Linked DNA regions of Homo sapiens: region 1 is linked to region 2. A link is a loop called in an ENCODE intact Hi-C map of the cell type or tissue named here. Cell type or tissue: heart left ventricle. All regions are shown on one strand. Links, peaks and the distances in the headings refer to the core of each region. The heading gives the core; the rest is flanking DNA.

Region 1 (4,396 bases), core at 126-4,125, 320 kb after region 2:
AAGATCACACACCTGTGATGCCTTCGCCAGGGCTGGAACACAGTCGCTGGATTCCAGAGCCCATGCCTTTCCACTTTGAGCCACACTAGAAATATTATGTTAGGGCCAGGCTCAGTGGCTCATGCCTATAATCCCAACACTTCGGGAGGCTGAGGCAGGCAGATCACCTGAGGTCAGGATTTCAAGACCAACCTGGCCAGGGTGGTGAAACCCCATCTTTACTAAAAATGCAAAATGAGCCGAGCATGATGGTGGGTGCCTGTAGCCCCAGTTGCTCAGGAGGCTAAGGCAGGAGAATCGCTTGAACTCAGGAGGCAGAGGTTGCAGTGAGCCAAGATCGCGCCAGTGCACTCCAGCCTGGGTGACTGAGCGAGACTCCATCATCAAAAAAAAAAAAAAGAAAAAAAGAAATATTATGTTAGAATCCAGTTTTTATTCTAAAACCTTACCAAAGTGAAAGAAATAGCATTGATGGATAGAATTCAGATTATCTGAGCAAAATTCCCTACCTACTGTCTCAACACCAAACCAAAGTTGGGTTGAATCAGATGCAGTGTTGAGTAGAAGATTTTGGTAACTCACCAATAAAGTGATTATTCCCCAAGGCGAGCATCTCCTCCAGGAGGACCAGTCCCCCTGAAGCCTGAAGGGGGGTCACACTTCGTCCATCTATGAGGGAGCACTGTTGGAATCCTGTGGCCGTGACCTTCCAGAGCAAAATCAGTGAGGCAGTGGCATCTTGCCGAATCCTGGAAACAGGAATGATGTAAACAGAAAGCTCCTTTCAGAAAAATTCATCTTAGAACCAGTTCTTCAAATTAAAAATAAATACAAAGATGGTATGTGCATCTACCAAGGTACCAGGAGATCGATGGCATAAACAGATACGCGGGCGTCCACTGTAAAGGCGTACACTCCCACTTGTTCACAGTGTACCACAAAATGAGTCACTGGTAACTCACCTTTGAGTAACCACTTTGATGAACAGTAAAAGAGTACACTGAGTTCTCTTTCAGACAAATCCTTCCATAGCCACACAATATAAAAAGAGTTTTGCTTAAATTTGTCATAAACGTGGACTGCAACCCAACACAGCCACCTGAGTTATGCTGCCAAAATAAGCAAAAGTGTGTCACCTTTCCCCAACACCCCCCACCCACCCACCCACACACACACACAATCACATACAATCCACCTCCCAATGCTTCAGGCCTCCCCTGGCTCATTTTTGGTAAAAAAAAAAAAAAAAAAAAAAAAAAAAAAAAAAAAAAAAAACACACAAAACCACCCCACAGAGAATAGGATGTCACAGAAAGCCCATCAACCCCAACCCCAACCCCAGCTGCCCTCCTGCGCTTTTCTCCTCACAGCCCAATGCTTCAGCTACTACGAGCTACCCCAACCCAGTTCTTTCTCACCTCCCAAGCTTTGTCTCCTTCTCCACCTTGGAAATGTGTTCCTAGCCCACATATTACCTCTTCCCAGAGACTCCTGACCACTTCCCAACATCCCAACAGCTGCCCATTCTCCCCAGTGCTCCTGGAGAAGATCACAGTAGACTCCGCACAGATCCGCTCCCCCAGCACAGGGCTCCTGGCGTGCAGCAGGGGCTCAGTAAAGCTTTGATCAGTGACTAAATTCATGAGGAAATGAAAGCGTAAGGAGCTAGTAACCCCCACAAGTGAATTCAGTGCCCTCAGGTCATTCGGCACTCCCATCTCACTTCGTCTGAGTCAGACTCTGCTAATTCGGTCCCGTTCTGCAGCTTAAGGGAGTCTCAGAGAATGGCAGGTTTGTTGAGAGGAAAAAAACAAAAGCATTTAACGAGATAGAAGACCAGAAAATTTGGAAAGGTTTATCAAGGTAAGATAATATGATCTAGACAAGAAAGGGCCGAGAGATGTTTTAAGAGTAAAGGAAACTAGAGATCCTGCTCCTAAAACTAGCCCAGGACGGCAGGGGTTTCAGCTGTAGTCTGAGCAGTGAAAGAAACGCTTAGGACCGGGGTCCCCCTGCTGGTAGAGCTCGAAGCTGCCTCAGGCTTCACCTCTCCCGCCTCTCCGGATGGGAGCGTTCCTCCTGAGCCCAGGAATTCCCAAGCAGCCCTTCCAGGCTCTTCCCCTGCCAGAGTGAGTTCAAGGCTGTGGTGACCCAGGGTGCAAGAGCAATGTAACAAAGTCCCTCTTCCAAACATGTTCAGGGACTCCACTGTTTAGAAAGCCAGGTAGACAAAAATGGCGATGGATACATGGAAGAGACCTACAGTGCCCGCAGGCCCCTTAAAAGGGAGCCAGTGCAACAGATTGGTTAACCAGGCCACGTGTTCCCAGTCTTCTAAAAATCCCCAAAGACTGGACAGCAAATGCCCCTTAGGTTGCATGGAAAGTGTGGGGAGGGTGGTAGTCAATGGCAACTGAAAAGGATGGGCAGTGGGGGGTTGTCAGCCGGCCTGGGGCACCCTAATACTGGCCCATACCCCACCCCCAGCTTTGTGCTCCTGGGCACCTGCTGACTTGAGCCTCATATAAAGCACCACACATATCAGGTCTCAACCAGCACTGCTTCCCTATGCCTCTCCCTCTTCCCCACCGGTGACAATGGACCCTGTCATTTAAAATAGCTTGAATTTTAAACAAAACACTCTCTTTGTACGCTTGCTTTTAAAGAGAAAACTGTAAAAATAAATAAATAAATAAAAATTATAAAAAATAAAGAGAAAATTGTAATATGTAGAATTTAAATTTGGGGCAAAGTATGCATCTGAATGTAACTGATGGTCCAATAAAATCTTAAGAGGCCAATAATTTGGGAAGCAAAGCATTTGGGAGACAAGGAATCTGGCTGAGATCTTATCTAAGGCCTCACGGTTTGTCACCTCACACCAGACTCATCCAGTCCAATTTCTCAATTCCACTTGTCCAGCCTGAAAACCCTCACTGTAATTGCCTCTGAAATCGCTTCCTCTAGTTTTCAAATGGCAGGGGCCACATCTACCCGTGGAATCTGTTCACGATTCTCACTTGACAGGCCACTTACACACCAGGTCCGCGGATGGACACAACCCCACTTATAGGTCATAGCATCACTCTTAACAGTTTGTAACTCAGAATTTTCTTACTTGACTGAGGTGTTCTGTGGCACTTCAAAGGATACCAGGCGGCCACCCGCAGAGCTGTTAGAACTGGCATTCCCACAGGCAATATCTGGGATCACCTGGGAAGGGAAAAAAAAAACGACATATGATTGGGGTTGTTTATAGTATAACATAATGTGATAAAGCAAAATTCCATGCTGAATTTCCTTCATCCCTTTTGATGATGCGGGGGTAGGGCTAGAGAGGAGATGAAGAAGTGAAGCCTTACAAACTCAAAAGAAAATGAAATCTTTGTCATTTGATGTTCTGAAATGCAACAGCTTCCCTGAGAGCAATCTACAAATTCCTGGGATTGTTAAAACTGATCAATAGGATATTGCAGGACAGGAAGCAGATGTCACTCCCTGCTCATTTTCCATTCATTTAACAAGCAGTCATTGACCCCTGCACTATGCTTAACCTGATGCTAACCAGGAGGCCAACTTTAAGGACTAACTTACAAACAGCAGGTAAAAGCCTAATGACTAGGCAAGCCAGCCTTCGACTTGCAAAGTGCATGCAGTATCAGGTCTGATGACTCTTCTGTGTGCTGATGGGTCCAGGAGCACATGCTAAGGCTGGGGAGCTTGAACGCTGCCTTTCTTTTTCCTTGTAGGCTATACCTTCGCTTTTAAATTATTTCCCAAAAGTATTATATGGATGTATATTTTTTTAAAAAGGAGATCAATTGGTGGGGGGAGGACTGTGCTCATCAAAAAGCATACTGCAAAACCTTGAGCTATGTCCAGTGAGCATAAACCTGGCCAATTTATGCACTTAGTCCTCATGCCACAATTACTGTCCTCCCCCATGTCAATGAAAATGAAGCAGTATTAAAAGTATTCATCATCACAGAATTAATTGAGAACAATACAGAAACTCTCAGCAATTTCACTCCACAGCCCACACTTAGATCTTATTTTCCAGAATGCCCTACAATCAGATTCTATGGATTAAGCCCACCACTGATATTCAAAGATGTGAGTATAACTTGTTAAATTTGTATGACAGATGGCTGCTACCCAAGCCTCTAAGTCTCCAAATAACTTTATGTTTCCAAAGCATCATTACTTCACAGAAAGGGGATAATAATATGCCTCCTGGTTTCCATCAGGTTAGGCATACATATTAACATGTCTTCCTCTGGCACTTTAAATCTGCTTCATGAGCAGCCTAAGAAATAATCCATGATATAGGAAGATGAGGCATTTCCTTTTTTTCTTTTTTACACTTACCAACTGTAAAATAACATGACTTTAAATA
Region 2 (4,396 bases), core at 318-4,317:
TATTTTTTTTTTACCCAAATGATTTCTTATTCAGGAAACAACCTGGCTAAGAAGGCCATTACTGGAGCCTCCCTTATCAAAGTAAGAACTCGGTTGAAACATAAGAGGGCAGAGGAATCCTGGGCCATCAGGCATGGGAAAGAAGACCTCAGCCAGATTATTGATCCACGTGGCATCAGCATTAAGTGGAAGAGCATGTCAAGATGCTGGAAGCATTGAAATATGCCAGTCACAAAACAAGTCTGTGTCTTTTCCCTGACACCTTCCTTTTGCAGTCTTTGGCCTCAAGGGTTGGACCTGGTGAATACACTGATGCTTTATCACTGATTAGCAGCTAAATAGGGATCACAACTTTTTTTTTAAGTGAACACAAAATGACAGTAGACTAATTCCACTAGACTTTAAGGAGGTCTTTGGACAAACGACTCAACTATTTCTTCTTGCTCTACTTATATAAAGCCTCTGTTTAAATTTGTGTCCACAGGGCTGAAAGAAGCACACTGCAGTCATTGAGTGTTCTGGACTAGTTTTATTTCCTGACCACTAACAAGTCCCTGAACTGCTGCTATTCACAGAATAAAATACCTTGTAGAAGGCAGCCTGATCTCCAGTACCCTTGAAGCTGTAAGGCTGATTCTCCCAGAGTCTCCTCCAAGGCTAATTTTCATGGTAGAATGGGGTCAGTGTGGAGGGGTATTGGTATGGGAGGGACCTAATCTGGAACATCAAACAAAATGCAAAAGTTGCCTAACACTCCAAGATAACTCAGTACAGTCAACACGAAACAGCCATTAGGCCATGGTTAAGCAAGGGGCACAGAGTTTGTTCCCAGGCTAGGATTTTGCAAATCGCTTGAAAGAGATTTGCTGACAAACTTGGAGAAAGACTCAATGATGTAAGATAGCATTTTATTCCTGAGGGAGACTAAGGCCCCGGATTAATGACAACTCCTAGTTTTCTTTATGAACAATAGGGCCCGATGTTTTGTGCTTACTCAACTACAATTGATGAAAACAACAACAAAATCTAGAATGGGTTTAGTGAGAAACCTGTGCCTCTGTAATAATAGCTGTTGCTTTTTTCTAAGCAACCGCTCTGAAAATCTCCAACCTCCTCCCTCCTTCTCCCCATTTTTTTTTTGTCTAAACTTGGAATGAATGTGTACACAATCCACCCTAATCACCGGCTTTCAAGGTCTCTAGTTTGGATAAATGCTATGTGCTTCAGCTGAAAAGCTCTTCAATGGCACTTGTGAATTTTAACTTCAATAGGAGACAGCAGCTTATGTGCCACCAAAGATTTGAGCCACCAAAAACAGAGTAGCCTTTGGTCAACCCACTGCTTCAGCAAGAAATAGGACAGCAGCCTCTCTGAGCCCACAAAACAGTCATTGCTCTAACTGTATTTATTAATAACAACAGCACCAACATGTACATTGCACTGTGCCTGTCTTATCCTTCTGCACTATGGTGAAGTGCTTAAGAAGTAAGGATTGGAACCAAACTGTCTGGTTCAAACTCCAGCTCAGTTCATTTCTAGCTGCTCAACGCTGGCCAAATCACTTCGACTCTCTGGCCTTCAGTTTCTCTCTAAAATGCGGATAAAAGTGGTTACAGGATGCAAATGAGCCAGATAGTTAAAATAAAGCTCCTCGGCACAGTGCCACACACAGTGCCTGCACCACAAAAGCAGGTTACTAGTATCTTCCCATTCTTAATCCTTGCTCCTTTTGTCAATTTGGTCAGCCTGGAAAAGTATCAGATTTGCCGGTTTTCACCCTGCCTGATGGGCCAGGGCTAATGGTCTCCAGTTGACGTTTTAGAGGGTTCTCCAGTCTCACTTCTCAGGGGAAAAGTGAAAGTGGCATCATCATAGAGAAGAAAAATCTAGAACGATCCACACTCCAAGTCAAGACAACATCTACCAGATAGGACAAGGCAGAGAAAGGGTGAGATAATCCTCAGAGGAGGACTTTGGCTCCTAAAATCCCCAAATAGTATTTAGCTGGAAACTTCAACCACTTCATCAACCAAAAGTTTCAGAAGAAACCAAAAGAAAGCTTTTTCAGGATCTGGGGTCCTCCCTACTCTTCACTGTGTTTCTCCCTCTTGTGGAAGTGCTAGTACACAGACATTGGCCACAACGAGGATGAAAAAGGAAGTAATGGATGGAACAGAAAAAATTGCCCAGGCTGCAAAACTCAAATCCAGCTTTGTGAATAAAAAGCTGTTTTTTCTGAATCTGCCATGGAGAAATGGTAATCTCAGTGAAGACAGCTAGATGATTATATTGGAACCTTTATAGAATGCCTCATGAGAAGATGGTTACATGTAAACTTCACAATTAGAATCTGCTAGAACTCATACGCCTATCACATTCCACTCTATCCTAGTAATAACTACACCAAAGACCTTTAAGGATGTGTTGACCTCCTTCGTTTCTAAGTCAGTCTTGATTCATCTTTCTCCTCCTATCAAGGCCTCCAGAAAATGCATCTGGTAGCTCAGTGAAGACATTTGCTCTGAGAAAATACTTGTTCCTATGGATGGGACACAGTCTTGCATGGATGGGTTTGTTACTTCTGAGGGATCCACCCAGTACAATCATCAAGTCAATCCAGAAACTCATACAAATTTTAAAATTTCAAGGCCAGAGGTAATCTCATCTCTATTTCATAAAAACCAGTAGGGTTTTTATTTGTTCAGAAAAGTCTCCTTTACTTTTCTGAAAGGAGTCTGTTTCAAATCTGCTTCTTTAAAAATGTATAACACTCCTCAATACCTCCAAGAAAAAAAAAAAGTCTGCTGTGCAGACGGGAAGGTGAAAAGAGAAGAATTCATATTTATTCACTGTAAAAAGTTGGGGTGGTAAATTAAATCTTCACATCCCTTTTGATCCTATTATATTTTTAATGGCAGAAGCTCCCAGCGAGGGCTCGAGTGGGATGCAATAGAAGTTTTAACATTCAAGGGAGCAGATGAACTTGCCTCGGTTTGTGTGACTGAATGAGAAATTACCCAGCGCAGCTCTGCTCAGGGCAATAGGTCCCTTTGCCTGTGCTGGATTTGGGTCAAACAGCTAAACCTCAAATCAGAAAATATCAGCATCATTTTGTGGGGACACAGAAGTGTGGGTAACAATAATGATAATCAAACCTGATCAAAGATGCCATTTCCTGAGCAACGGAGCCAGTTGCTACACTCAAAAGTCCATTATTTAGAGGGTGACTGTTCTACGCAAAGATCTATCACACTCCCCTGGGACACAGACTTCTCAAACCAGCTTCATCGAATATGAACTATATCATCAAGAAAGGGTCTGGTTATTTTCTTCCATCCCCTCTTTTGATTCTAGGTATTGATAAAATAAATTGACTCCTTAGTCCTATTAGGAAGTTCTGGGAATGTTTCCTTGACGAATTTTCTTCACTCTGGCTCATCTAAATTAGAATGTTTGTATTAAAGATAAATGAGAAAAAAATTAATGAGGTCGAATGAGAAGGTTTATAAAGATTTGTGAAAGGCACATGGAGCTCAGACATCATTAAAGAGCAGAACTCATTCTCAAGTTTCCTATCCAGCATGATATCCACTGCTATCTCTGTGGCCACAGAGCCTGGGAGTGGCAAAGTGGCTTCTCACTGAGGAATCGGACAGGCATGTTTCTATATCACGGTGAAAGGAAAAGAAAAGGAAAAAACCCCAGACAGCAAACAGAGATTGTGACAAAGATAACCACAAGGAATGTAAATAAAATATGATAAGCAGCTCACTCACCATCTCATCCTCAACAGCTCTCTCAGAGGCAAAAGTAAAAACATATAAATTATGTGTTTTCAAGGAGAGTCAAGCAATACTCTTTGGGAAGAAGCCACGGATATAAAAAAATTTTTCCGCATTTGTCTCACTTCTCTAATCTCAAGGCTTGAGATGTATGTACTTTCAAAAGAGACTCATCGAAATTTGGGCAGCATGAAGTTGAGCCCCCTGTTGGTAAGGACCTTCCAACAGTGACTCGGTCTTATTGGTGATAAGCCCTGTTTATATGAGCTTTCAAAAGCCTAAAAACAGGTTCTTTCAACATGACACCTTGAAATAAAATAAACGCATTGCAAACACCAACTGCAATAAACCAGGCTCACGCCAAAATGCACACGTGCACATTTCACAAAATAAGGGGGAGACATTTCTAGTGAGGAGCAATCTCTATGGGAAGGCAAGCGAGAGCGCCCACCTGCCAAGGGTCACATGCTCCAGAGCGCACAGGATTCCCTAAGTGAAACAGGCCGGTAGGAAGAACTTGAATAGTCAAAAATCTACAAACTCTTCAGAGGTACAGATCATCAGGCCATAAAAGCCACCTCAAGGAATTTTGGTCACATCTCTCTAAGGACTTC

What was found. Peaks named below come from ENCODE experiments on the same cell type or tissue, not always from the same donor. Only the 100,000 strongest peaks of a DNase experiment are listed, where the experiment ranks them.
Region 1: a loop joins it to region 2, with 2.8 times the contacts of the local background. A loop is called at or near these places in 22 of 110 quality-filtered maps.

What each region holds. Positions count from the first base shown.
Region 1 is chr2:229,585,276-229,589,671 of GRCh38, forward strand. It overlaps DNER (delta/notch like EGF repeat containing), which reads right to left. Exons shown (of 13, transcript NM_139072.4): 3 at 3,119-3,213; 4 at 583-749. Among named protein-coding and RNA genes, the nearest start is that of DNER, 130 kb to the right of the region's middle. In heart left ventricle, for the core only: CTCF peaks have their summits at 2,022 (motif pointing left) and 2,222; a DNase peak (open chromatin) is centred at 2,026; H3K4me3 peaks cover 444 bases.
Region 2 is chr2:229,265,141-229,269,536 of GRCh38, forward strand. All of the region lies in intron 1 of PID1 (phosphotyrosine interaction domain containing 1), which reads right to left. Among named protein-coding and RNA genes, the nearest start is that of PID1, 3.9 kb to the right of the region's middle. In heart left ventricle, for the core only: a CTCF peak has its summit at 2,095 (motif pointing left); no DNase peak of the experiment used is centred there; H3K4me3 peaks cover 1,366 bases; H3K27ac peaks cover 782 bases.